Regions from separate parts of the Homo sapiens genome. Here region 1 is linked to region 2. The links are chromatin loops, found by intact Hi-C in ENCODE. Cell type or tissue: endothelial cell of umbilical vein. All regions are shown on one strand. Each heading gives the region's core, and the rest is flanking DNA. Links, peaks and the distances in the headings are about the cores only. Region 1 overlaps MID1 (midline 1). Region 2 overlaps MID1 (midline 1).

Region 1 (4,401 bases), core at 301-4,300, 72 kb before region 2:
GGCATGAGTAGTCTGAGAAACTGAATGTGGCTAAAGATTTAATTTATTTTCAGTATGTGGCATAAACATTCTGGAAAAATCTGATACAAATGCAATTGTAAAAATCCATTTAAAACTTAATCACTTTATATTCTGGACTTTTGGGTATGACACAACGTTGTTGCGTACCCATGAGGTATGGACTTTAAGCTGACAAAGGAAAACACATTTTGCATGTCGCATCAAAAAGGAAAATGCTTGTAAAGTGCCGAGCATGGTGACTGGCACATAGTAAGTGTTGGATGTACACGAGGTATTATTTTATCTGGGCATTTACTGTTACAATAAAACCTTCATTGGTGTAATCCAATGGTGGATTTCTTGACAGTATCATAAATTACTCAGTGGTTATAGGGTTGATATGTGTTTCTGGCTGACATGGGAAACTTTGAACAACTCTCAAGGGAATTATAATTGGGTGGAAACTTTGATTTGTCCTTTCTAAACCAAGCTAAGTAGTGAAATGGACTTTTAAGAAGCAGTGAGTGGTGAATTGAAAGAAATGGCTTTAAAAACAAGGCCCAATTTGAAGTCTGGGGATGCGGGTGGCAGGGGTGGAGGGGAGCGGCTCTTTCATGTTTCTGGTTAATCTGATTGGATCAGCACCACAGGTGCCATCAGAGCACCTACAGCTGTTTCCAAGAAAAGAAAAGCTGGCATTGGTTTATACTATGGCTGTCACATTTATACACATCTAGACAGATGAGGAAAAGATGGGTGACATGATACACAGTAAGCCTAGACTAGTCAGACGAGCTCAGGGGGCTAGCTTTCTTTTTTTTTTTTTGTAGGGTTGCCTTTGGTATGTGAGTAAATGATGAAGCAAGTTGGCCCTGGGCTGTGTGTTAGCAGCTGTCTCTCTTAGAATAGGAAGAGGAAGGAACTTCGGTATCGACTGGGGCTGGAGGAGGAGGAAAGCGCTGAAGTGAAGGAGCTGTACAAGAAGGCAGCTTCCAACTCCTCCACTGTAGGGGCCCTGGGGTGTTTTGTTCTCTGTGCTCTCTTCTGTGCCAGTTGTGCAGGGTGCCTAGAATAGCGGTATCATCGTCTGCCTCCTCCCTTATATCTCTTTTGCTATTTATTGAGGGGGAAAATCCGGAAAATATGGTTTTTATTTTTATTTACATTGGGATAGACTAGGTTCTTATTACTGAAACAATATGGAAATCATGAGCAGCTTCTATTCCTTTTGTGCCTTTATAAATATTCTTTTCCCTATCTGCTTTATCAGATCCTGCTTTTAAAAAAAAAAGAAAGAAAAAACCTTATTTGTTTACTCAGGGAATATTTTATGTAGCTACTATGAGATAAACACTGAGTAAATTCTGGGAATGCAGAAATGAAAAACAAAGATAAGTCGTTGCTTCCATGGTCTAGAGCTCATTATAACATGTAATAAGAATATATAGACAGGATATGAAAAGAGCTCCATGGAGCTCAATCAATGAGATAATTTTTAATGTGAATAATAATAAAAAACCACTGACTTCGGTGTTGATATCTGGAAATTGCCTAATTCCAAAAGCTGAAGTAAAAATACATTTCAATAAAAAGCAACATTTACAGAGAACAGTGACATTCAGTCATTTGGAATTGCAAATTCCACTGTTCAGTCATTTGGAATTGCAAGTAAGGGCAAAATATGAAGACTCCAATCCATGAAAAAAGCCGGCTGGATGCTTTCTTATGAAAGGTCTACTGTTCGCGGGCTGGACTGCTAGCCCTTCTCACGTGCTTTCCTCAGAGGTCTCCATTTCCTTCCTGAACAGGGCTAATAGGTCAGATAAATATCCAGGCTCACAAGCAGTTTATGTCATTTCCACTCTGAAAGGATCCATCCCTAGGAAGATATTATGGGAGCAAACTTGCGGAAGTGCTATTGTGTTAACCAAGCCAGCTGGTGGGTTTGCTTTATCTGTTATGGAATTTTTACCAACTTAGGTGTTAGGATGAATATCCTGACCTGGTAGAGTGTTTATTTCCCCCTTCTTTGACCCTTGACACAGCTGTTTAGAGCTCAGTCACTCTTGGTTGACATGGTCAGATTCAAAGCCAAGAAGAGTGAAATGGGCAGGCTTTTAGACTCACACACTGAGTATGGCCTGTGTGAGTGAGTCTGAAAGATCTAGGAGACATGGGGAAGCCGTATGCACTTCACTTAAGGAGCTTGGAGGGAGATGCTATTTTTGCCTCTGGATTGCTGATTTAAGCTCTAGAGGGTCCCAGCAAACAAGGGCCTCACTTATTTATAGTGTCCAGCTTGTTAACTGGTTCCAGTAGCTCTTTCATTCTAAATACCCTGACTTGATCATTACAGATTCTATGCATGTAACAAAATATCACATGTACCCCATAAATATGTACAAATATTATGTATCAATAAAACGTTCATCTGATAACATATTAGGCAAGGCCATAGGGCTGCTTCCATACCTCTAGAAAACTGCCTCGTAGGTCAGGGCTGAGTGGTAGTACAGGAAGGTGGAGTAATCTGTCAAGATGCTGCTTTAAGTTGTTTTGAGATGTGGTTCAAGGGTGTTTGTTGATCAAACACCAAGAGCTAGCTATTACCAAGAATAATAACTAGCATTTGTAAATCTCCAGATTGACAGTTTGCAAAGCACTTTCAAGTATTATTTGATCCTTGGAACAACCACGTATCTCCTGCAAAAATATGGGAATGATAATACCTGCTCATTAGGGATCTTGGGAGGATTAAATGAGATAATATAGGTCCAAGTGTCTAGCCTAGCATTTAGTGGGTGGGAGCAGCTGGGTAAATAGGAACCATCTTTAACAATGCAGAACATGAGGCCATGGAAAATTCAAAAGCATAACTGTAGTCAGATGACTACGTTTTGGAGCTCAGACCCAGGGACCCCATTTTGCCCTTGACTAATCGTCACCTATGATTAAAGCAGAAACAACTATGGTCCAAACATACCACCCTTAAAAAATTAGCGAGAAAGAAAGAGAGAGAGTTTGAGTATGGAGAGAGCAAGTATTTTTGCCTTCACTTTTGACACACAGGCTCCCTGGACTGAGCAAAGAAGTTCCCTTTGAAGTGGTGACTATGATTGAGGATGAGCTAGTTTCCACTCTAATATAAATAAAGAAGTAAAAATACAAAGTTGAAATATGGAAATCCATATGGAATCATTTTATTTACTTACAGCAATATTGAATTATCCAATACTCAATAGTTTCTCTGTACCTAAGTGTTAACATAAATGAATGAATCTCTGATGATCCCTAAAATCATTTCATCACTTGAAATGTGATTATTTACTTACCCTGGCTAAAAATGTAAATTTATAGTCTTGGTCTATGAGTTCAACATTTCAAATTTCTTAAGAGACCAAAACGAGTTAATATTCATATTTAGTTATTCATGCCAAAGCGTGGATACATATAAAAATGATCACCATGTGTTAGTCAATAATAAAACTTTTTGATCTGTTATCCATTCCTCTTTCTAGGATCGCTAATCAGTCAGAATTGTAGATTTAAATTGGTTTCTAAAACAAAGATATCTCAAACATGGTTGTGCACAAAGCCACTCAGGGTTCATACGTATATATATGTGTGTGTGTATACATATATATATATATTTTTTTTATTTCTTTTTTTTTTTTTAGATAGAGTCTCGCTGCATAGCCCAGGCTGGAGTCCAGTGGCGTGATCTCGGCTCACTGCAACCTCCACCTCCTGCATTCAAGCAATTCTCCTGCCTCAGGCTCCCGAGTAGCTGGGATTACAGGCATGCGCCACCACGCCCGGCTAATTTTTGTATTTTTAGTAGAGACGGGGTTTCGCCAGGTTGGCCAGGCTGATCTCGAACTCCTGACATCAGGTGATCTGCCCGCCTAGGCCTCCAAAAGTACTGGGATTACATCATGAGCCACCATTTATAAGATTCAGCAGATCTGAGACAGGTTTAGAGTCTGATTTCAACTTGTGTCCTGGCGTTGCCATTTTAGAATTGTGCGAACTTAAGGGAAAAAAAACAAAACTAACTTTTCAAGCCTCAATTCCTCATCAGTAAAACAGAGGTAATAATTCAGTAATAACTCCATAATGCTTGTCCCCTAGGAAGCCCTGGACAAAGGATAGTGGTTCCTCTTTCCATCACTATTGTTATTCCTTGAATGCCTCTATCTTTACCCCGTTATTCTAAATTTTAAGCCTTTTCTGTAGTTATATGGACAATGCAGTTGGCCCTCCATATTTGTGGGTTCTGCATCTGAGGATTCAACCAATCGTAAATCAAAAATATTTGAAAAAAAAACAATTAAAAAAGATAAAAACACAAATAAAAAAGTATAACGACTATTTATTGTATTATTAATTATTAATAATTAT
Region 2 (4,401 bases), core at 236-4,235:
AGCTTTATTTACACAAACAGGCTGTATGCTGATTTGGCCCACAGATCACAGCCTAGGAACACCTAACTTAGAGCAGTGTTTTTCTTTTTTCTTTTTTTTTTTACTGTAACCCGCAGTAAGAAATATATATGACATCACAATACAGCGTGCACGCATGCACACACACAAAAGGTTTTACAAAACCCAACTTGCCTTTTCTACCAGGAATGCACTCTGCTATTTGCTTTTCTCCTCTTCTATTTGGTTTTTTAAAGGCTAGTCCTGACTGTCCTAATGATTCATCACCTGCAGGCTTAAAAACATTTGTTGCTTGTTGAAATGGAAATTCCTCCTGCTCTGCGAATTACAACTCCTTAACTCAAATATTGGAGCGTAGACCCAAACATCTACTGTTTTTCTTTCAAAATGATGCCCAGCTGATTCTTTTACACTAGGTTTGCAAAGCTCAAATCAGATGTATCAGATGAAATTGTACACTAACCTATAACTAAAATTATGCCCAAAATTGTTCTCTGTAGAACATTCCGATATTTTCACAGGCGACTCTCATTTTGTCTTGCTTTAATTTTTGCATGATTTAGGGCTCTTTTATTCTTTTTCCTGTTATGTCACTTTTAATGTTCAATATCATGATAGAAAAAGAAAAGAAGAAACTGGAGTTCAAGCATCATCGCATTTGAAATGTGTGTGGTCTTTAATAGGCATATCTAAAGGATAAGTAGTTGTCATGAAGTTATTCTAAAGGAATATTTTGACCTTATTTTCTTTTGCTGGAATTGTATTAAACATCTGCAATTCGGCCATGTAATTTAAATGATTCTTTATGCTGTGTGATTAAATATTCCATTCACTTGGTTTGTCCTGTGGACTGTAAATTAGTTTTCCTTCTGGAATTTTCCTTCCTCTGACAGTTTCTTATGAACATGTTCTAATATCCTGCGCGTACTGGATGCCTTCCTTAGCTTTGCCTCCAGATAGAATGATGCCAGAGGCTAAATTCTATTTGGTGTAAAATAAGTGTTATTTTATTCCACTAATGAATACAATTAATCCACTGGGGACAGTAACTATAATTATAATGCATTAAGTCTTTTACCAGGCTCACGATCCTATATTATTTGCCCTAAAGTTTTGACACTTCATTCTCTGACTCTTTCAGGAATTTTTTTCACCCTTGCCTGAAATCTTGTGCCTGCTGCTTCTAATTCAGTATGAATTTCCTTTGTTTGCTTATAGTACATACTTGGAATTGGATGTTCCTTAGAGGCCTCAAGTTCTGACATCTCTTTCCTTCCTTTTCTTAGATTAGAGTTATACAGGGATGGTAATGACGACTTGGAGAAAGAAAGAATTTCTTGGAATTAGCAGGAATTCTGGAGAGAGCCTTGGGCCAGCCTTGTCTGTAAGACAGATTGACTGGTCTCCTCCGTACCCTTTCACCCAGGGCTATTTTCCATTCCAGAATTATCATAAAGCCGGTTGAAACCTGTCCCTGGGTGTGTGGTTGGGGGCAGTAGGCACACAGCAATTCCAATTAGCTGTCTAATTTTAACTTGGCTTCTGGCTAGAGGACTTCATCTCACAGCACATTTCAAACACAAGAGCGAACGGTCAAGTGGGTTACCTTGGACTTATCTTGGCCTGCCCCGGAGGTTATGGTCAATTATGTTTGAGGGACATTTTCAAGCGAGACAGAATCAGGAATTGGAATGGAGGTTGTGAAGCAATCATGCGTTTTTATCCCAACTGGGAAATGCTTATCAAAATAGTTCCTAGTTATCAAGTAAGCACAAAGTGCCTGGAAATGACGTTCCCAGTGAGGGGAAATGGCCCAGCTGTGCTTTTTTTGGCTTTCTCTCATCTGCTCAACAGGAAAAATATTAATCAATGGGAAAAATGCTCCCTTTCTGTTAATTTAACACATGAGTTTTAGGTAGTGTGGGAAATAGTAACACTTAATGCTTTCCATTCTCGATTTTATTACATGAATTACAAAAAACACTTTTTAGAAAATGGTTTTCATTTAAACCATAGATTCACCACCTATAAAGATGTTTTATCTTCTTGATGAAAAGAAGATAAACCTGAGATAGAGAAAGTTCCAGGGTTCCCTACAGTCTTGCAGTCATTGTGTGGAATAGTCCAGGGAAGACGTCTGGTGACCCTTTGTAAGTTGCCACTGGGCAACACCTTTTTTTCCCATCAACAGGGAAGCAATTCACAATTCAGTGTTTCCTCGTAAAACGAATTAGCAATGCTTCTCCAATGAGATAAGGAATATCTAAACCAGAGTCCCATAACGGAGCTTTCCATATTTTGATATATCTCTATGCCTACTTTTTGAACTTTTATGGAAGGATAACACAACAAAATGAAGGATCCAGCCTGATGCCTTTTCATTAAGCAAGACCACCCATGTAACCATCTCTCTCCATGCCTCTTTTGTTCAAGGTGATGAGGCTTCGCAAACTGGCTCAGCAGATTGCAAACTGCAAACAGTGCATTGAGCGGTCAGCATCACTCATCTCCCAAGCGGAACACTCTCTGAAGGAGAATGATCATGCGCGTTTCCTACAGACTGCTAAGAATATCACCGAGAGGTGAGTGCAGGGGCCCCTGGGAATTTCTCGGCTGCTGGGCTCTTGTATCTGCGCTGTGATTGGTTGGTCTTGCCCTCGCCTTGCTTTTATTTTCATTTTCAAGGCTCAGTACCAGAGAGAATAGAGGCTTTGAGCTGTTTTGTTCCAGCTAAAGATGCTTCCTTTTGACATGTGAAAGCCCTTTCAGTAACAGCCTGGAGTCTGGAGTTCAAGGCCTTTGAAACAAGAGTCCACCAGTTAGAAAGAATAAAATCAACCTGCTTTTGGACGAGGGGGGAGCTTATGATGGCACAAAAACAGCATTTATTGTGACTCTCAGATGTGATGTTATCGTACACTTGATAACAAAGAGTCAAAATGAAGGCAAAAACATTAAAGGGAATATTTTCTTCCATCACAGGGCTCATCTATTTTTTTTTAAAATCACACAGGTGTTGTTCTCTGTTAGGCCCATTTTCATTTGGTTGAGGAGCTTGGCCTCACCTGAAAAGGTCAAGGCCAACTCACGCAGGAGAGAAAGGACCAAACTGTCAACCTCATACGGGCTTCTTTTAAAATACTCTTTATTCTCAGGTAGGGAGCTTTAATGTGATGTTATCTGAATGGTTGGCTCAGCAGTAAAACTGGCAAAGATAAGTATTTTTTCGGCACACATACTTGGTTGGTATAAAAATTGCTCATCTTCACTGACACAAACACCTATAGCAATTCTAGTGGATCCAAAGAAAAGCACTAGCCGGGCACGGTGGCTCACGCCTGTAATCCCAGCACTTTGGGAGGCCAAGGCGGGTGGATCACCTGAGGTCAGGAGTTCGAGACCAGCCTGACTAACATGGTGAAACCTGGTCCCTGCTAAAAAAAAAAATACAAAAATTAGCTAGGCGTGGTGGCAGGCGCCTGTAATCCCAGCTACTTGGGAGGCTGAGGCAGGAGAATTGCTTGAACCTGGGAGGCGGAGGTTGCAGTGAGCCGAGATCGTGCCACTGCACTTCAGCCTGGGCAACAGAGCGAGACTCTTTCTCCAAAAAAAATAAATAAATGAAAAAACAAAGAGAAGCACTAGGCTGGGCCAGGTACAGCCAATGCCACATAAATGACATCTCTAACTCAGGCTAATGGCCTTGACTTCATTCATTCTAATTTTCAGAGTCAACTGCCCTTTATCCAAAGCAATAATAGAATCCTATCTCTAGAAGACCCCAGAGAGCTCATGCATGCTGATCTTCATCCTAGAGCAGAGATCAGCAGACTTTTTCTATAAAGGATCATCAAGTAAATATTTTTCCGCTTTGCAGGTTGTAAGGTCTTGGTCACAGCTACTCAACTCTGCCATTGTAGCTAGCTCTAAAGCGGCCATAGATAATATAGAAACAAATGGGTGTGGCTGTGTGCCAATAAAACCATTACAAAAACAGGCAGTAGACCATACTTTGCCAACCCCTGGCCTAGGAAAAAAAATACTCGCCATCTTATGACTCAAATTTATTCAAAGAAAGAGAAAGGAAACTAACATTTATTGAGTGCTTGCTTGTTTCGGAAACTTGTGCTAATTCTCAAAATATCGCATAGAGGAGGAGTGATTGACATCTCCATTTTCACTCTTCTTAAAGAGTAATGTATCGTGTTTTTACAACTCTGGTCTACTGTCCAATCGGCTTGACTGTATTATTTCTTATATTTGAGGAAAATTCCTTTTGTAGCTGATTAGATACTTATCTCTTCTAAAAGGCATGGATAACAGCTGGCTATCATCCCTGTTATGTACTTAAGATGCTCTCCTCCTTACTCTGAGAGGCCCATT

The links. Hi-C counts contacts between places; a loop is a spot of excess contacts. Peaks named below come from ENCODE experiments on the same cell type or tissue, not always from the same donor. Only the 100,000 strongest peaks of a DNase experiment are listed, where the experiment ranks them.
Region 1: a loop joins it to region 2, with 4 times the contacts of the local background. A loop is called at or near these places in 1 of 110 quality-filtered maps.

What each region holds. Positions count from the first base shown.
Region 1 is chrX:10,552,521-10,556,921 of GRCh38, reverse strand. All of the region lies in intron 2 of MID1 (midline 1), which reads left to right. Among named protein-coding and RNA genes, the nearest start is that of MID1, 66 kb to the left of the region's middle. In endothelial cell of umbilical vein, for the core only: no CTCF peak of the experiment used is centred there; a DNase peak (open chromatin) is centred at 1,961; H3K27ac peaks cover 1,691 bases.
Region 2 is chrX:10,480,679-10,485,079 of GRCh38, reverse strand. It overlaps MID1 (midline 1), which reads left to right. Exons shown (of 10, transcript NM_000381.4): 5 at 2,452-2,600. Among named protein-coding and RNA genes, the nearest start is that of MID1, 140 kb to the left of the region's middle. In endothelial cell of umbilical vein, for the core only: no CTCF peak of the experiment used is centred there; DNase peaks (open chromatin) are centred at 1,799 and 2,569; H3K27ac peaks cover 2,683 bases.